Linked DNA regions of Homo sapiens: region 1 is linked to region 2. Evidence: read pairs that join two places in POLR2A ChIA-PET (ENCODE). Cell type or tissue: HepG2. All regions are shown on one strand. Links, peaks and the distances in the headings refer to the core of each region. The heading gives the core; the rest is flanking DNA. Region 1 holds the start of FUT5 (fucosyltransferase 5). Region 2 overlaps RANBP3 (RAN binding protein 3).

Evidence for each region. ChIA-PET counts read pairs that join two places held together with the same protein. Peaks named below come from ENCODE experiments on the same cell type or tissue, not always from the same donor. Only the 100,000 strongest peaks of a DNase experiment are listed, where the experiment ranks them.
Region 1: POLR2A ChIA-PET joins it to region 2 with 5 read pairs; 2 of 35 experiments call an interaction of 5 or more read pairs at or near these places.

The regions. Positions count from the first base shown.
Region 1 is chr19:5,867,802-5,877,824 of GRCh38, forward strand. It overlaps FUT5 (fucosyltransferase 5), which reads right to left and starts at 2,739. Exons shown (of 2, transcript NM_002034.2): 1 at 2,664-2,739. RefSeq lists an enhancer at 3,197-3,491. In HepG2, for the core only: no CTCF peak of the experiment used is centred there; DNase peaks (open chromatin) are centred at 2,590, 3,380 and 4,690.
Region 2 is chr19:5,956,552-5,966,768 of GRCh38, forward strand. It overlaps RANBP3 (RAN binding protein 3), which reads right to left. Exons shown (of 17, transcript NM_007322.3): 2 at 1,367-1,422. Among named protein-coding and RNA genes, the nearest start is that of RANBP3, 16 kb to the right of the region's middle. RefSeq lists enhancers at 1,600-2,248, 2,898-3,546, 4,195-4,844, 5,328-5,547, 6,142-6,789 and 3 more and a silencer at 5,818-5,867. In HepG2, for the core only: no CTCF peak of the experiment used is centred there; DNase peaks (open chromatin) are centred at 3,590, 5,690 and 6,220; H3K4me3 peaks cover 1,049 bases.

The DNA of each region.
Region 1 (10,023 bases), core at 17-8,016, 90 kb before region 2:
CCTGAGAGAAGCTGTTATAATTTATGACACAGCTTGTCATAAATGCCCCCAGTACCCCTGAGTTGAGGATTGAATTTATAACTCTGACAGGGAAGGGTACGATGGGATTAGGTTTTGCAGGTAACATAAGAGTTCTCCAGATAAGGTAGGAGTTGAGGGAAAGGGTGTCCGTTGGATGAGGAAAGAGCCAGTGCCAAAGCCTGGCGGGGTGAGACACCTGAGCAGTTTGCAGACAAAGAAAAGGAAGTGCTCAGGGCTTCCAGTTTAGGCTTGATTTTCTATTCACTTGGTCTTTCAATCAACAGACACTCAAAGTTAACCCCTCTGGCCCTCAGACACACTGTCCCCGTCCTGGGGGAGAGGCTGAGGCTGGGGAGAGGTGGGGAGGATAGGAGGGAGAATGGGCAGGTGTGAAGACTCAGGAGAGGCAGGGGCTGACCAGGCAGGGAGTGGGGGGATCTGGGGCCCCAGGGAGGAGCAGGCTTTCAGGGAAGACATGGAACCCCGCTTGTTCTGGAGACACCCAGCACGGAACTGGAGGGAGCCCAGGGCCCTCAGAGTGTAGGCACTGGGTCTGGGAAGCCTGAGAAGAAAAACCTTCAAAGAGGCTAAGAGGGCGACCGGAGGAGGAGGAGGGAACCCGAACCATGCTTTGTGATGGGTGAGGTGAGGCTTGGATGCCAGGGTGGACTGTTTACAGTTTTAAATGTACATCTAAAAACTGAACAGCATATTTAAAAAAAATTTTATAGGCCAGGCGTGAGGGCTCATGCCTGTAATCCCAGCATTTTGGGAGGCCAAGGCGGGCAGATCACCTGAGGTCAGGAGTTCAAGACCAGCCTGGCCAACATGGCAAGACTCTGTCTCTACTAAAAAATACAAAAATTAGCCGGATGTGGTGGTGGTGCCTGTAATCCCAGCTACTTGGGAGGCTGAGGCAGGAAAATCACTTGAAATGAGCGGAGATCACACCACTGAACGCCAGCCTGGGTGACAGAATGAGACTCTGTCTCAAATAATAACAATAATAAATTTATAACACAGCATCTTCCTCTGTCACCCAGGCTGGAGTGCAGTAGCATGATCTCAGCTTACTGAAGCCTCAACCTCCCAGGTTCAAATGATCCTCCCACCTCAGCCTCCAGAAGAGCTGGGATTACAGGCAAGCGCCACCATGCCCAGCTAATTTTTTTTTTTTTAGACGGAGTCTCCCTCTGTCGCCCAGGCTAGAGTGCAGTGGCATGATCTCGGCTCACTGCAAGCTCCACCTCCCGGGTTCATGCCATTCTCCTGCCTCAGCCTCCCAAGTAGCTGGGACTACAGGTGCCCGCTACCATGCCCGGCTAATTTTTTTTTGTTTTTAGTAGAGATGGGGTTTCACCATGTTAGCCAGGATAGTCTCCATCTGACCTCGTGATCCGCCTGCCTGGGCCTCCCAAAGTGCTGGGATTACAGGTGTGAGCCACCATGCCCAGCCTTTTTTTTTTTTTTTTTTTTTTAAATTTACTTTTGAGACTTGGCTCACTGCAACCTCTGCCTCCCAGATTCAAGTGATTCTTGTCCCTCAGCCTCCTGAGTAGCTGGGATGACAGGTGGGTACCACCATGCCCGGCTAATTTTTGTATTTTTAGTAGAGACAGGGTTTCACTATGTTGGTCAGACTGGTCTTGAACTCCTGGCCTCAAATGATCCACCTGCCTCGGCCTCCCAAAGTGCTGGGATTACAGGTGTGAGCCACCACACCCGGCCTAAATAAATTTTTTTTTCCCACCAAACACAACAGTATTGTTTTGGTAGAAACCATGTCACCATTGCTACCCAAAATTTAGTGCCTAAAAAGAGAGGTGCTTATGGTGTCAAATTTCCATACGATTGTTATTTCTTAGTATGAAAGAAAGGATGTGAAGTAGCTCATTAATGATTTTCTACATTAATTACATATTGAAATAACGCTTTGGATGTATTGGGTGAAATAAAATATATCATTAAAATTAAATTGGCCGGATGTGGTGCCTCACGTCTGTAATACCAGCAATATTGGGTGGATCACCTGAGGTCAGGAGTTCGAGGCCAGCCTGGCTAACATGGCGAAACCCTGTTTCTACTAAAAATACAAAAAATTAGCCAGGTGCTGGCACATGCCTATAATCCCAGCTACTCGGGAGGCTGAGGCAGAATTGCTTGAACCCGGGAGGCGGGGGTTGCAGTGAGCTGAGATTGCGCCACTGCACTCCAGCTTGGACAACAAAAGCTAAACTCCATCTCAAAAAAAAAAAAAAAAAAAAAGAAAAAGAAAAACATTAAATTTCCTGGTATTCTTTTTTAATGTGGTTGCTGGGAAGTTTTCTTTCTTTCTTTCTTTTTAAAATTATTATTATTTTTTGAGATGGAGTCACCGTGAGCCACTGTGCCTGGCCTATTGCTGGGAAATTGTAAATTACATTCGGGGTAGAAAACAGTTTGGTGCTTCCTTGAAAAGCCTGAGAGATACTTATCACATCACCAGCAATCTCCCTCCTAGGTAGAAGCCCCAAAGAATTAACAACAAAAGGACGCAAACAGATACTTGTACACCCATGGTCACAGCAGCCTGACTCACAACAGAACAAACAGCCCAAAGGTAGAAACTACCCAGATGTCCATCAATAGAAGAACAAATATACCTAGTGTGATCCATCCACACAATGGAATATCACTCAGCCATGAAAAGGCTGGGCGAGGTGGCTCATGTCTGTAATCCCAGCACTTTGGGAGGCCGAGGCAGGTAGATCACGAGGTCAGGAGATCAAGACCATCCTGGCTAACACGGTGAAACCCAGTCTCTATGGAAAATACAAAAAAATTAGCTGGGCATGGTGGTGGGCGCCAGTAGTCCCAGCTACTTGGGAAGCTGAGGCAGGAGAATGGTGTGAACCCAGGAGGCGGAACTGGCAGTGGGCCGAGATTGTGCCACTGCACTCCAGCCTGGGTGACAGAGTGAGGCTCCGTCTCAAAAAAAAAGAGAAAACCTGTCTCTACTAAAGATATAAAAAAAAGAGCCGGCATGGTGGCACATGCCTGTAATCCCAGCTACTTGGGAGGCTGAGGCAGGAGAATTGCTTGAACCCGGGAGGCAGAGCTTATAGTGAACCAAGATTGCGCCACTGCACTCCAGCCTGGGCAACAGGGCAAGACTCTGTCTCAAAAAAAAGAAAAGGAGCGAGGCTCCCACACAGGCCACAGCGTGGATGAAGGCTGAGGACATCACATTCAATGACAGAAGCCAGACACAAAATGCCACACAGTGTGTGATCCCATTTCTGGGAAATGTCCAGGACGAGCCGATCCACAGAGACAGGAAGTAGAACAGAGGTGACTGGAGGCTGGAGAGGGGAGAATGTTTGTTTAACGGGTCCAGAGTTTCTGTTTGGGGTGATGAAAGTTTTGGAAAGATGCTGGAGTGATGGTTGCACAACACTGCACGCGATGCCACTGAATTGTATGCTTAAAAATGCCTAAATGCGCCAGGTGCGGTGGCTCACGCCTGTCATCCCAGCACTTTGGGAGGCTGAGGCGGGAGGATCACCTGAGGTCAGGAGTTCGAGACAAGCCTGGCCAACATGGTGAAACCCCGTCTCTACTAAAAATATAAAAATTAGCTGGGCATGGTGGTGCACACCTGTAATCCCAGCTACTCAAGAGGCTGAGGCAGAAGACTCACTTCAACCCAGGAGGCAGAGGCTGCAGTGAGCAACAAGAGCAAAACTCTCTCTCATAAAAAAAAAAAAAAAGCCTAAATGGTGAAGTTTATGTTATACATATATGTATGGATATATGGAATTACAATTTAAAAATAAGGTGGCTGGGCGCGGTGGCTCACACCTGTAATCCCAGCACTTTGGGAGGCCAAGGCGGGCGGATCACCAGGTCAGGAGATTGAGACCATCCTGACTAACATGGTGAAACCCCACCTCTACTAAAAATACAAAAAGAAATTAGCCAGGCGTGGTGGCGGGCGCCTGTAGTCCCAGCTACTTGAGAGGCTGAGGCAGGAGAATGGTGTGAACCCGGGAGGCGGAGCTTGCAGTGAGCTGAGATAGCACCACTGCACTCCAGCCTGGGCGACAGAGTGAGACTCCGTCTCAAAAAAAAAAAAAGGTAACACACCAAAAACCATTGACTTATTTACTTGTACACCTTAAGTTGGCTCACTGTATGGTATGTGAATTACATCCTGATGAAACCGTTTATTTATTTTTGAGACTGAGTCTTGCTCTGTTGCCCAGGCTGGAGTGCAGTGGCACAATCTCAGTTCACTGCAACCTCCACCTCTGCGTTCAAGTGATTCTCCTGCCTTAGCCTCTCAAGTAGCTGGGATTACAGACACACACCACAATGCCCAGCTAATTTTTGTATTTTTAGTAGAGACGGGGTTTCACCACGTTAGCCAGGCTGGTCTCGAACTCCTGACCTAAAGTGATCCACCCGCCTTGGCCTCCCAAAGTGCTGGGATTACAGGCATAAGCCACCACGCCCAGCCGATGAAGCTGTTTTAAAATGATGTAGGGTTGCCAGCTTTCTCTGTTGGGCCAAGTTGGTCTTAACCTTGCAGCAGGTGACCTGGGTGTGATGAAGTGATCCAGACACCCAGTCCCAAGCTCATGCCAAGGTTCTGGAAAGAGATTCAAAACACAAGCCCTCAGGGCACAGTCCGAGCCCAGAGTGGGAGGGAGGTTGAACTTTGACCAATTACTGCTTTGTACCATTGGACTCTAGAGCCTCAGGCACAGGTTAATTTTTATTTTTAAGACGGAGTCTCGCTCTGTTGCCCAGGCTGGAGTGCAGTGGCACTATCTTGGCTCACTGCAAGCTCCGCCTCCTGGGTTCACGCCATTCTCCTGCCTCAGCCTCCCGAGTAGCTGGGACTACAGGGCCCGGCTAATTTTTTGTATTTTAGTAGAGACGGGATTTCACCGTGTTAGCCAGGATGCTCTTGATCTCCTGACCTCATGATCCGCCCGCCTCGGCCTCCCAAAGTGCTAGGATTACAGGTGTGAGCCACTGCGCCCAGCCAGGCACAGGTTAATTTTTATAAAGTAATTGATATTAAGATGGAATTACATGGGCCCTGGGTTCATGGCAGCCCCTCTTAGGAGACAGTGAAGTATATTTTAACGAGGTATAGAAGGGTAGATTGGGGCCAGGTGTGGTGGGTCACACCTGTAATCCTAGCACTTTGGGAGGCCAAGGACAGAGAATTGCTTGAACTTGGGAGGTGGAGGTTGCAGTGAGCTGAGATCACACCACTGCACAGGAGCCTGGGCAACAGAGCGAGACGACATCTCAATTTTAAAAAAAAAAAAAAAAAAAAAAAAAAAAAGAAGGGTAGATTGGGGAAAATGGGTAATTCAGGGGTGGTCAGGGCTGAGGTCCCACCCAAGTTGAACCCAAGATATTTTTTTCTAGAAAAAGAATGCCTGGGCTGGACACAGTGGCTCATGCCTGTAATCCCAGCACTTTGGGAGGCTGAGGCGGGTGGACCACCTGAGGTCAGGAGTTCAAGACCAGCCTGGCCAACATGGTGAAACCCCGTCTTTACTAAAAATAAAAAAAAAAATTAGCCAGGCATGGTGGTGGGCACCTGTAATCCCAGCTACTCAGGAAGCTGAGGCCAGAGAATTGCTTGAATCAGGGAGGTGGAGGTTGCAGTGAGCCAAGATGGCGCCACTGTACTCCAACCTGGGTGACAGAGTGAGACTCCGTCCCCCCCAAAAAAAGCATGCCCAGTTCCTCCTGGTTTGGCGAATCAGCCAGAACCTTCCATCCCCTCCTCCATCCCACTACATGCAGCACCCAGAAAGACCCCTGCCTGCGACTAGGGCCTGCTGGCCAAATTCCAGGCCACTGCACAGCCTGCAGACCCTTCTCCGGGGATTCTGTGCCCATCCAGCTGCATCCTGAATCACAGCAGACAGGACCGGCGCTGAGGTGGGAACAAACGGAGCCAGGACGCCTTTCCTACGAGGTCTCCCGTGATTTCTGGGTTGGGGATAAAGGTGCCCCAAGACTCTCTCCCTGGATGGCGGGGGCAGCATGCCCAGGATGAGAGCACCTCCCAGGAGGCTGAGGACAGAGTACCAGCTGGATTCTCAGGACGTGGAAGAGGCCAGACCAGGTAGCAGCAGGAAGGAGGAAGTATACCTGGAGCTGAAGCCAGGCTCTGTCCAACCACTGCACCTGCCATCAGGTGACCCAGTGTGTCCTGTCCTGGAGCTGGGACATCCTCTGAAAGCAAATTGTGTGTCTCCTCTAATCCCTGCTGTAGAATTGGAAAGGGTGCAGGGATTTGGAGGCCTAGGTCATGACCCTGGTCCTACCGGTGGCCTCAATGCAATGCGGCTTTGAGCACAAAGGGAAAAGGCTGACCTGAACCACTGGTTCCCAAAGTGGGTTCCATAGGGACACCAGGGGTTCCTTGGGAGGTGGGAATGGGGAAGTGAGCAGAATTTCCACCTTCCCGCCTTCCTTCCCACCAGATCCCACCTCCCACTTAGTTCATCAGCAAATATTTCCTGAAGGCCAGGCACAGTGGCTCACACCTGTAATCCCAGCACTTTGGGAGGCCGAGGCAGGCGGATCACCTGAGGTCAGGAGTTCAAGACCAGCCTGGGCAACATGGTGAAACCCCATGTCTACTAAAAAAAAAAAAAAAAAAATTAGCCGGGCATGGTGGTGCATGCCTGTAATCCCAGGTACTCAGGAGGCTGAGGCATGAGAATCACTTGAACCCAGGAGGCAAAGGCTGCAGTGAGCTGAGATCAAGCCACTGCACTCCAGCCTGGGCAACAGAGCAAGACTCTGTCTCACAAAAAAAACACAGAACCACAAATATTTCCTAAGCACTTACTAAGTGCCAGGCCAAGCACTCCTGCAAGGAGCTGGAGGGTGAGTCACCGACAATACGCGAGCCTTATAAGGGAACTAACAATTAAAACTGTGGCCTTCTAAACAAAACGGGGAGGGAAAAGCATTCTGGGTAGAGGGAACAACCTATGCAAAGGCCCCGAGGGAGCAGAGGTCCAGGCACGTTGGAGGAACTGGGGGGAGTCTCAGCAGGCTGGGTCTTCACCATGGGAGAAGAGGCAGAGCTGTCGCAGAGGCCAGGCCACGGTCAGCCATGGGGTGTTCAGCACCAGGGCAATAGGGAGCCATTGGAGGCTTCAAGCAGAGGGGTTACCATGTTGATGTGTGGTTTGAGATGCTCTCTTTTCTTTTTTGAGATAGCCTTGCTCTGTTGCCCAGGCTGGAGTGCAGGTTGGCGTGCAGTGGCATGATCTTGGCTCACTGTAGCCTCTGCCTCCTGGGTTCAAGAGATTCACCTGTCTCAGCCTCAGGAGCAGGGATTACAAGTACCCGCCACCATGCCCACCTAATTTTTGTATTTTTACTAGAGATGGGGATTCACCATGTTGGCCAGGCTGGTCTCGAACTCCTGACCTCAAGTGATCAGCCCACCTCAGCCTCCCAAAGTGCTGGGATTACAGGCGGGAGCCCCCACACCCGTCCTGAGATGCTCTCTTCTGACACACTAGGCACAGGCCCCACTCTGGTGGCCTCACCAAGCCCTTCTGTGTGCCTCAAAGCCACTCCCTTTCCCCGCCCACTCCTGCAGGGCAGTGTAGAAGTCCAAGGAGCCAGGTAAGTTTCCTGGAATGCAGAAGAGAAAGGATGTGGAAGGATGTCTTTGACAGAGGATGTCCTTAAACTCTGTCACTCCCAAGCTGGGTACAGAGGTGACAGAGCCCACATTTCACCTTCAGGTATCACGACTTCCCTGTTCTAGAAATAATTTCCAGGAGGCCGTTTCATGCTGCCCCAGACTTTCACCGTCTCAGTTCCCAGCCAGGCCCAGGCCAGTGGGGAGGATCGACTGGCCAGGGCTGGGCCAGGGACTGCGGTCTCCCAGGCAAGCCATTTCCAGAAGGGATGACCTGAGTCTGTTCTCTGTTCATGTCCTCGCTGGGGGCATTGTCTGTGACTGATTAAAACATAACTCATAGAAGTTGGGTATAGTGGCTCACACTCATAATTCCAGCACTTTGGGAGGCCGAGGTGAGCAGATCACCTGAGGTCAGGAGTTTGAGACCAGCCTGGCCAACATGGTGAAACCTCGTCTCTGCTAAAAATACAAAAATTAGCCGGGTGTGGTGGTGCACACCTGTAATCCCAGCTACTCTGGAAGCTGAGGCGGGAGAATCACTTGAACCCGGGAGGCAGAGGTTTGCAGTGAGCTAAGATTGGGTCACTGCACTCCAGCCTGGGTGACAGAGTGAGACTCCATCACAAAAAGAAAAAAACCCAAAAAAACATAACTCATGGGGCTCTCAGTCTTGGTGTGACTTTGTCCTGGAGCCCCAGCCAAGCCTGGACCGGCAACGCTTCCATCCCACACAGCTGTCCTGTGGATGTGAAGACAGGTCCTGAGAGAGGGCGCTCACTACTCAAGTCACTGGGAGTCTCAATCGCACCAGGCTGTCTTCAGTTGGACAGCTGTACTCTCTGCCCCCTGCCTCCTGCTTAATTCCCAGTCATCCTTCAGGGCTCGGTGAAAACAGCTCCTCCAGGGAGCCTCCCCAGATAGGGGCTCTCTTGCCCTCCCAGCCAGATCATCCTTTCTACTGGCTCCTCCAACCACCCGTGCCCCTGATTCTAGGCTCAGGCCGCGAGGATCTCTTCCCTCTGGCTCAGATGAGCTGAGACTTGCTTGGGGGGTGCGGTGAGGCCATCTGTGCCCCTCGTTGGGGTCCTGGTCTTCATTGGACACCCCAGCTCCTCCCTCAGCCTGGGCTGGGTGGGTGATAAAGCTGTCAGCCTGCTGGAAATTTCTCTCCCCTTGGGGCCTAAGGGCTGGGAGCCAAGGGCAGCTGCCGCTCAGGAGGAGGGAGAAGGCCCCATAGGCTGGGCTGGGTGCACCATGAACCACATGTGAGATCTGGGGCACATGGGGAGACAATGGGGGGTTGAGGGCAGTGCTGGTGTTCCAGAGGGGGCAGGCCAGGGTCCCCCAATGTTGGCCAGGTGGCTGGTCTTCTGCCCTTGTGGAACCCAAGGAGGGTTTCCATGTCCCTCTAAGCCTCAGAGGAAATTCCAGAGGGAGAGAAAGAGAAGTTGGGAAAGGGAGCTGTTCACTCTGACATCAGCTCAGGGAGAGGCGGAGACCACGGGGGCTCCAGGGGCATCAGGGGACAGAGCAGCCTGTCCCCACACCTCTTACCCCCTGGGGACTGGGCCTGCCCCAGCCTGTTAGGAAGCCCTGGCCTGGCCTGCCGAGGGCCCCATCCCCCTCCCAGGACCCCTGGCTTGCAGCCAGGTGGTGGGGAGAGGGGCCCAGGTGGGTGGTGTGTGTGGCAGGTGAGTGATGGGCCCAGCAAGGCTGGCTCAGGCCCGGAGTCACCAGGGGGCTTAGCAGAGACTCTTCAGGCCCCCCACACCTTCCCCACCCTATGCCCCTCCACCCTTCTACCTGGGCCTGGGGGAGCCATCACAGGCACCTCTGCATGTCCACTGTACAGATGGGGAAACCGAGGCTTAGATAGCACCTGGGAGTCACCACCACCCTGCACCACCAGGTCCCCCATGGCATTCTCCAGAGAGCAGCAATTTCCCCCAACACTAGAATGTTCCAGATATCCTCACTTACAGTCAGAAGCCACCTGCAGCCCCTAAGTGGTGGAGCAGGGCTCTATGGGGGACTTGCCTGACTTTGGAGTTCTTGACCCTGAGATCTTCAGAAAACCGACTTTCACCTCTGGCAGCTGTGTGGCCTTGGATGAGTTCCTCAACTTCTCTGGGCGTCAGCCACCTCCTCTGTAGAGTGGAGCCACTGCCGGCACCTTCTTCAGGAGGTTGAGGTGACCTGGAAGGTCACGCTGATCCTCCCACCGCCCCACAGGGTCTCTGCGTACCCCCTCTACAGGCTGGAATGTTTGGCCTGGGTCCCTGGCCCTCTGCGGGCCTCGGTTTCCCCTCCTGTAATACTTGTAA
Region 2 (10,217 bases), core at 1,169-9,168:
AAAGTTTCATGAGTTAAAGTTACAAGCTTAGTAGATAAGTCCAGGCTAACACACAGGTATCCTGGGAGGGGTGTGCTGGGGGAGGTTTAGAACAACCATTTTCCCCTCCTCCCCAACCCCTACAAACACACACACCCGATCCCCACAGAGCACTTCAACATTGCTCAGGAAAACCGGGCCACATCAAGATAAATGCTGGCTTTGGGACAGGACCTAAGACCAGCAGCTGAGTCCCAGATCATGAGAGCGGCTTCCAGCCTGGGAGCCGGTCACCTGTGAGGGGACAGAAGCCACAGGAGAATGGAGTTGATGAGATTCTCAAATCCTGTTATTACCAACAAGATGCAGACATCCTCAAAATGCACCGAATTCAGCACAACACTTGGTCACTCTAAAATGTTGCAGCGGGTATGAGGTGGGGAGTGCCGCCGCTGGGCATCAGTGGGACTGCTGCAGCGGGTATGAGGTGGGGAGTGCCGCCGCTGGGCATCAGTGGGACTGTTGCAGCGGGTATGAGGTGGGGAGTGCCGTCGCTGGGCATCAGTGGGGAGGGACCACACATTATTTCTGGATAAACAGTGAGGGTCCCCATGCAAGCTGAGGAGTCACTGCCACACAGCACCAACTAACTTCTGACAAAACTCTGACCATCCACACCGATCTGTCAGGGAGAGAAGCCGATGGCTTCAAGGTAAATAGCACCCATCGTTGTCTTATCACAGAACCCTGTTGCCACACCAATCAGACCTTCCACAGGCTGCCAGCTCATCGCCATGAATCAGGCGAGGTACTTCCAACCACACTGCGACCCAGACACCCTGAATCCAAGGGAGAAGCAGCCTCATGGACACGGGATAAATATATAATGCAAACAAATGAACAATTACTCTAAATGCACGTACGCCCAGCTCGTTAGGGCCAATAAATCCAGGCTTAAAGGTCTTGTTTCCCCTGTAACCACCATTGCTCTCCTCCTTCCCCTCCCTCCCTCCCTCCCTGACTCCCTCCCCACCTTCCCTCCTCCCTTTGCCCCCTACTGTCCCTCTGCTGTTGGTTTTCCTAAGGTACAGTGGCATTTCTCAAACAAATCATCAGGAATTAGGAAGAAGCTTTCTAATACCGTTTCAACAAACTGTACTCTCTGAGCCCTTTCCACAACAGACCCATCCTAACCTCTCTCCACGGTAACCTAAAGCCACCAAGCCTTTTCCCTCCAAGCTCAACGTGAAAGTGTAAAGGCCTCTGCTTAGGTCTCCCCGTCTGTGGGCAGAAGTGGCCTTGGCAATGCGACCTGGAAAAGAGACTCTCAGTAAAGAGAGAACAAATTAGAGTAACGAAGTGAAGAGAGAACGTACCGGCCCCTTACCTTTTGTCCTTTATCCTTCTGAAACACAAAGACGGGCGGAGCAATGGCAGGCTTTTCTGCAAAAAGAAAAATTAGTTTTTTTCCCCCCAACACTATATGCATACAGTAAACAAAGCTACACTTGTTTGTAATATGTTAAACATATATATAAATGAAACTAGTAACTCCAGAGAACATCAAATCACTTAGAACAGCGTCTTGACTCGGATGCCTGGAGGCACAGGTGTGCTGGGTTTGTGAAATGCACCCAGAATGATGTGACGTGTGCCCTCTGCTGTATGCATTTATCATCAATAAGGAGTTTTCAAGACTCACTGAGAGCGGGCGTGTAAATGGGAGTGGGAGAGCAGCGGAGAGTGTGGCAGCGCTATTTGGCGCCATGAACTGTGACCTTGCAGGAATGTGGCACCTCCTGAATTGCAAATGTTAGAGACTAATTTAGCTTTTTAAAGTTTACAGGCCAGAGGGCAAAAAAAAGGGCCACCGCTCGCGCTGTTTGCAGACAGTTCTGGTAGAAGAATCCTAACGCTCAACCTGGATCTCTAAGTGAGTGCTGGTTGGGAGGAAAGGATGTCTGGAGTTGCTAGAGGCCTGAGAGTCCATCTTGCACAGCGGCTGAAGGAAGAAACACTCTGGGGTGTTCTGTCACTTGATGGGACAAGAGCAAGGCGGCCTGTAATGCCCACGCAACACCATCTGTCTCCTACCCAGGGGCAGCCAGATCCACAGCCCTGTGCCACTCAGCCCCGGAGTGGGTGGCAGCCCAGGAGGCCCTGCTGCCCGCACAGGAAGCACAGATGAGGACTGCCTCGACCCCACGAGGAGGCGCAGACCACACCTGCCTCATGGCCTTGGGCCTGCATGCACTTTGATGAACTCTGGGGGTGCTCCCAGGGCCTCTTTCACCATTCAGGGCACTGAGGGCCTAGCGTGGAGGCCAAGCAAGAGCAGCTGTGACTCTGGTGAATGCCTGCTGTGGGCTGCGGGCTGCGCACTGGTGCCTCCGCGTTGAGCAGGGTTTGGGAAGAGCCCTGCCTTCGCAGGCCCCCCGACCCCGGTCGTGGGGAGCCAGGCATTACCCAGGAAGCATGTGCTGCCCATGATCACGACGAAGGCACTCTGCTTGGGCATTGACCTGGTCTGCTCTGGAGTCCAGGGGAGGTCCCTGAGAAGAGGGGGCTGTGCTGGGGTCTCAAGAAGAGCTGGAAGGGAGAGCAGCAGCAGCTTGAAGTCACAGCTTGCGGGGTGATGGGGCCAGGGGCAGGCGGTGGGCATGCTGACTTGCTGGGGAAATGTCATAAAAGGCAAGGGGATGCCTGGGGTTGGTTTAGGTTGAAAGCAAACAGTTTGGGGAAGGGAGTGAGAGTGGCTGTGGGGAGACCAGGTGGGTAGTGACTGAGGTGGAGAGAAAGGGACAGCACCAAGATGACCAAACAGACACCATCCCACTCCTGCAGACGCAGGACAGACTCTGGTCTTGACCTTGGGGCATCAGTCCACAGCCAGGCAGCCCACTGATGGTGACATTCCCCCCACCATGCTCCCCGAAGCCTCGGCACACCAGGGTCTGATTCACCGTGTACAGCCAAGGCAAACACTGGAGTGAGTGGCGTGCGCGAGACCCAGGGGCTACAAGGGAGCAGGGGAGGTCAGAGGGGTCTCCAACCAGACTTCCAGGTTTCCCTAAGCAGACTTCTTGCCAACACAGCACACAGGTGCTGCTTGACAAACGTGAATGAATGCACCTATGCCAGGCAATAAATGATGTCAAAGGAATGCTGGGGGACTCTGGGACAGAGCAGCAGCGTATCCACACCATGTGTGCCACCAGGATCCTAGAGGTCTTCCGGTGCCACGCCTGTACCCCACAAGCCCAGCCCTGACCTCTGCATTTGCCTCCCTGCCAGCTGCCAGGTGACAAGATGCACAGGAAGGAGCCAGGGTTTGAGCCAGCTTGGCACTCTCCAACCCCATTTTCTTTAGGGAGCTACCCACCCCTCGTCCCCCTGTCCCCCAGTTCAGATGGAGCCAAGCTCAGCCCCAGCTCCAGGCCTGACAAGAAGAGTCCCGCATGCATCGTCTAACACATGGCACATGAACAAGGCCAGGCCTTTCGCTGGAGATCCTGGGGCTGCTGAGCTGCTGGTGAATGACCCTGAGGCTGCCAGCAATCCCATGTCACCGAGAGGGGCCTTGGACCAGAGCCAACCAGAGGTAGCAGAGTCACAGAGGGAGGGGGAAGACTAAATCTGGCCTGTGTTCGGCCCTGAGTCAAGCTTGGCCCAAAGCTAACTCTGCCCCCAGACTTTTCAGTGAAGCCAATCAGTGCTGATTTTTGCTTAAGCCAGTTTGAGCTCGATTTCTGCCCCTTGTCGCTAACAGACTCTGGCCTGAGAGAGGCGCGGTCCAGCCACTGCAGACTGAATTACACACATGCTGCACTCCAGCATCTGTGGAAGAGACCTTGGACAGGCCTCAAAGTGACGCTAAGATGCTTTCTTTCTCTTCACAGCAAGTGTCACTGCCTGATCCACTCCATATTGATGGGTTTATGGTCTGTCTCACCCATTAAGATATAAACTCCATAAGATCCGAGACTGCTTTGTTCCCCTGGGTACCCCATGGCCTGAGAACAGTACTTGGCACACTTTATGGATTCAACAAACACTTCATGAAGGGGGAGGGAAGGAGGACATTAGTGAAAATGTGAGGCGAAGACACTTGGTGCCAGGCTAGTAAGGAAGGGCTAGAAGAGAGAGAACCATTTGGATGGGAGAGGAGTGCGCGCTGGTGTTGAGAACCGTGTCGGTGGATCTGCAGGTGCACGGAAGGGACTGCAGCTATTTGAGTAACTATGGGAGGCCTGGGCAGGCTGTGGTGCCAAGGTGCTGCCCGGAGCCTTCTGGACACACGGCAGGGCTGAGGGGCATGGGCCAGGAGAGGGCCCCTCTGATGGAGCAACCCTGTCCTGTGCCTGGACATGTGACCCAGCTGGAGACAGAGGGAGGCTATGGAAGGGGACGTGAGGGTCAAGCTCTGAAAGGAGCCACCCAGAGAACAGAAAGCCAGGGTGGAGTCCAATCAGATCCTCCACAATTGCCTCCCATCTCTTGTTCCTGTACCCACCCCTGCCACCATTCAGCCCTCCTTTCCTTCTCTGCCTCTACTCTCACTCCCTTAGATCTGGCCTCCACAGAGCAGCCAGAAGCACTATCATGAAACACACACTTAAAACTGCAGTGTTGGCCGGGCGCGGTGGCTCACACCTGTAATCCCAGCACTTTGGGAGGCCGAGGTGGGGGGATCACGAGGTCAGGAGATTGAGACCATCCTGGCTAACACGGTGAAACCCTGTCTCTACTAAAAATACAAAAAATTAGCCGGGCGTGGTGGCAGGTGCCTTTAGTCCCAGCAACTCGGGAGGCTGAGCTTGCAGTGAGCCAAGGTTGCGCCACTGCACTCCAGCCTGGGTGACAGAGCGAGATTCCATCTCAAAACAAAACAAAACAAAACAAAACAAAAACTGCAGTGTCGGCCGGGCACAGTGGCTCATGCCTGTAATCCCAGCATTTTGGGAGGCCGAGGCGGGAGGATCACCTGAGGTCGGGAGTTCGAGACCAGCCTGATCAACATGGAGAAACCCCTTCTCTACTAAAAATACAAAAACTGAGCCAGGCGTGGTGGCGCAACCTGTAAGCCCAGCTACTCAAGAGGCTGAGGCAGGAGAATCACTTGAACCTGGGACGCAGAGGTTGCAGTGAGCTGAGATGGTGCCATTGCACTCCAGCCTGGGCAACAAGAGTGAAACTCTGTCTCAAAACAAAACAAAACAAAACAAAACAAAACAAAACTGCAGTGTCTCCCACAGACTAGAGGCTGAGCACCTTGAGACAGGCCACATCCAGCCACTCACCCTCCACCTCCCACTGTGGTGGCACTGAAAAGCCCGCTGTCGCTGCACGTCCCACACTTAGGGTGCACTTCTGGACTTCTGCTTGGTTTAGTCCCACTACCAAGAGCGCGTGGTTCCCCTTGTTTTCCATGGCCAGTGCTTACTCCTGCACAGACACCATCTCCTTCAGGAAGCTCCCACTGTGAGAGGCGTGCCTGCCCTGCTGCACTCCCTCCCGAGCAGGCCTTATATCCTGCCACGGGGCACGCGGAGACCACGGCCACAGCAGCTGAAACAGCCTATCACCCAGCGTACACCGCATCAACACCCTGCAATGAGTGTTTGAACTAGGCCCTCTCTCTGTCATTCATCTACACAACACCAGCTGCTACGTACTCACAAATATTTACTAAGCCCTCATTCTGTGCAGGGCGCCACAGGAAGAGTGGAGAACAGGAAGCTGAGGGCAGACGCTTCAGGAGAAAACATCTGACTGAAAGGGAGGGGCGTGTTTGCACTTGGTGACCAGGCACTGTGGAGCCCTGGCACTCCCAGAGGGGTGTGTGGTGACAGCATCTACCCCTAGATGTAAGTTCTAGAAAGTGGGGCCTCGTCTGTTCCGTTTCTCTCTGTATTCTCAGTGCCAAACACAGAGCCTCACACTTAACAGGCACTCAACCGGCAGTTAGAGGGTGAATGAAATGTCACACGCCGCAAGGACAAGGACCCAGGGAGCCATGGTCAGGGCTCTCCAGAGGAACGGAACCAAGAGGATACAGCAATAGGAGATGAACTTGGCCCATCTCGGCCCATTGGGACCCCTGCTGATGGCAGGTCTGGCATTCATGACTGACCCAGCCACTGCACTAACATGTAGAAATGAGCTTTAGTCACATCTGCACCCAAAACACAGAGCGTCAGTTACTCACGCTGCATTTCTACTCAGGCCAAAGGTTGATCAACTGCAAATCAGCACGGCTATCGCAAACAGACAAGACACACAAGCCCCATTCCAGGCAGGACCGCCCCACTGCCCCCGACCACCAGACACACGGGTTGCTGTTCGTAGCCATTCCCTATCACCAGGCTGATTCTGGCTATACCAGTGAGGAAGCAGCGTGTGAACACCGCTACCTCCAACTCAAGTTTGGGGAATGGACAGGCGGCCAGAAGTAGGGAGGCTTCAACAACCTGCTTCAATTCCTAGCCCAGCTTTTCTTTCACAGGTCAAGGGAAGATCACCACTGCAGATTTCTAGAGACCCACCATGAAGACCTTTAATATTAAAATAGGAGTCAAATGCAGACTATTTGACCCAGAATCTGTCAACCAAGTGGTTGGGTTTTTTGTTTTTGTTTTTGGTCCTGTAACATGCTCCCTGTTGAAACCTAGTTTGTAAAAAATGCAGTCTGTCTGGAGATTGACTTTACACATCCGTATATTAAGAGATTAGAAAACCAATACGAGGCACAGTGGCTCATGTTTGTAATCCCAGCACTTGGGAGGGTGACGAGGGAGGATCACTTGAGCCCAGGAGTTGAAGACCTGTCTGGGCAACATAATGAGACCCTATTTCTACAAAAAACAAACAAATAGCCAGGCATGGTGGCGCACTCCTGTAGTCCCAGCTACTTGGGAGGCCGAGGTGGGAGGACTGCTTGAGCCCAGGAGTTAGAGGCTGCAGTGAGCCATGATCGTGCCACTGCACTCCAGGCTGGGTGACAGAGTGAGACCTTGTCTCAAAAACAGAGAGAAAGGAAAGAAACTCATTTGACCAGACGCTTCTCAAAGTTATTTGACTAGGGAGTCCCCCCCATTTCCAGGGACATCCACAATGAGGCCTGAGAATGACGTTTCAAGGACCACTGTGGACAACACTGGTGTGTGAAGCGGGGGAGATTCTGAGCCCCTCTTCCTTGGACACAAGTCACCTCAAACAATGTGTGAAGTGCTCTGGCCCACCACATACTTCTTCTCTGGCCTCACCATGGCCTTCAGGGGCACTGTGCACCAAGTCCCACATGGCTGCTGCTGAATTCAGAACCCTCGTCCCATCTAGCATCCTCTACCCTGCGAACCTCCTCAGCTCACATGCCCAGACAGCACCCAGCCTGAGCCCAACAATTGTGATCCTGTGATGATCACAGACCCAGGCCAGGGAGAGTCCCCTGCTGCCCCCTGGTACCCCAGGAAAACAGCAAGGGAAGATGGCCTGGCCAGAAACTGAAAGGAGTGAGCCCCTGCTGGCATCCGGGCCCACGGTGCTGGCTCTCCCTCCCATCCCCTGCTACCCTCAACCCACTTGTGAGGCTCCGATGCAAAATGGGACCAGCTGGGATTCCCCAGGACAGGGCCGGTGTCCTGGTCCTGGTCTTTGCAGCCCCAGCGATGAGCACAGACAGGCTAAGAAGCAAGCCAGCCCCAGCACAGGAAGCTTGGCCATCTCTGCTCTCCTTTCCAACTTCTGCCAGATGTTGGGAACCCCTTAGACCTGCTTGGCCTGCCCCCCCACCTCCACCCAGTCATCCTCACGTGGCTATGGCTGTCAGGGTGCTCTGTCCCACCTAGTTGAGCCTGGGAACCACTCTGCCAGCTGCACAGAGGATGAAAAGATTCAATCCTAATATTCCCTCAGCAATTCCACACATCCCAGCACCCACTGTGCACTAAGCACTGCGTCGGCCTCTGGAGACACGTCCCTGTCTGTCTAGAGCACCCATCACACCTTATCTGAACATATGACACAGGGGAGGCACAGCAGGCCCTGGGAACATAGAGCTGGGGCTTCCAACCCAGTGAGGCTGTGAAGGGAGTGAATCAGGGAATGCTGCTGGGAGAGGGGCTGTCTGGACAGAAGGACAAGCAGCATTTGGCCACATGACCGGGAAGCACACGGCAGCAGAGTGAGGAGTGCTGGAGGAACCAGGTCAGGGTGGCACATGCAGTGGGCCTAGTACTGTGCTAATGCTTGGGACACGCCTTGGGGACAGACTGGAAAACAGGGCAGCCTGGGGGAAGAGGAGCTAAGTGGAGGTGGTAGGGTGGGGGGGGGGGTGGCACGGTGGGGGGTCACCTCCGCCCTTCCCTGGGGTCTGAGGTCTGCACATTTATACCTGCATGTGTCAGTGTAGAAGCTCCTAGGAAGGAAACTCCAATCAAATTGAAGCAGTTCCTATGACAGCTTTTTTGAGGAAAGAGCCAAAGATCTCTGCGATGAAGGTGGGGATCCTGGTGGAAGGGGGTCTCTTCCCCTGGTGGGATACAGGCTTCCTCCTGACCCTAGAGGAACTGTTCTCCTTGCAGGGGGCAGTAGGTCTCTGAGGAGGTGGGGGGCTTGAGGAGGTGGGCCCTTCCTCTAAAGCAGAAATGACCAATCTGGGACCCAGGTGGCTTGGGGGTGTGTGTGCGAAGTCCATAAAACCCTCACCCTGAACCCTGATGAAGTCACCTCTGTAATTTGGTGGACAGCATCTTTATCTAGGGAAAGGGCCCAGATACTGCCTCTTCAAAGAGTAAGGAGGGTGAAAGGAGGAGGGCGGTTTCAACAGCCCACATGTGAGAGTTAAATAGCAGGCTTCCTGGTAGCACCTCTACAAGCAGCCTCCAGGGACCAGGACTCAAAAAGGTTTTATCTGTATTTTTTCTGCCAAGAGACTGACTGGTGGCAAAACTTTGATGACAAAATGAATTCTGTGTCTATTTCAGAGGCAGCAAGGAGGGGAGAGGGTGCTGTAGAGCCCCTTGGGACAGGGTGGGTGGTGGGGGCTTCCCAGACTTAAGGAAAGGAGTGAGGTCTCTGCAGCCTACTGCAAGCAAGGAAAGGAGAAAGCAAGGAGCTGGGCTGAACCCCAGCGGTGGCCCAGGGGAGAAAGGTGAGTTTCCCAACGCTCCAGGTGAAGAAGGGTTGTAGAATCCTGTTTTACCTCTTAGACTTATCTTAGTTTCTGCCATGATATGCACAGCAAAGGCATCCACAAATGGGGTCTCCCAGACGCGTGATGGTTTCATATACGTGGCCAGCGTTCTTCGAGCACTTCTTTATGTGTTAGGTTTTATCTGCATCATGTCACCTAATCTCCACAACCACCTTAGGAGGTGGCTTACACCAACATCCTTTCACAGGAAAGGAAACGGATAATCAGGTCAAGCGACCTGTCGGAGGTGGGCCCGGGTCTTCGGGCCAGGTGGGCCGACTCTGAAGCCCCGGCCCATGCTCCTGAGTGCCACGCTCCACTCCGCTGCTGGCCAAGAACTACGTGTGCAAAAGGGAGGAGTTACCTGGACTCCAGTTTGCTTCCTCTCACCTTTTCTGTGCAGGTAGGCCTCAGAGCTACAACACATACACTCTTCCCTTTAGAGAAATGACAGCAGGAATAAAGTAGCTGTCAGTTGCTGTTCTGGATAAGCACCTATGGAGGAGCACGAACCAAACTAGGGGGCTAGTCATGAGTTCCGGGGTCAGTGAAAGGCTTCCCACAGGTCACATGACCACCTGCCTCAGCCAACACAGTGTGTGATTATCCCAATGGCTGATCCCCGACAAGACTGCAATCCTTTAAGGTTGTCAAGACAAGGATCAAAGACACATTCCAAGGCACACACTCAATGGTGACACAAGCTGCTTTCTGTCTTCATCTGTCAAATGTTCGGCCCTGGAATGCTTTGCGTAATATATTCAGAATCTAAGCTGACAACACACACACTCTCGCCTCCGCCTCTCTCCTCTTCCGTATAAACTTTCTTTCCTCACTGCTGCAGAGAATAATTTACAAAGAAGCAAGGGCAGCCCTGCCTTACAGTAAGCTTTGCTTCCCCACCAGCCCATGGCTGTCTCCAGCCTGTCATGGAGGATCTCCCGCTAAAACTAAATAGAAGAAACTACGTAGGCCTGGGAAAACACATATAAGAGAGAATCTGGAATATCTTTGCTTTTTCTGTTTATTCGCCTCCTGACTGATG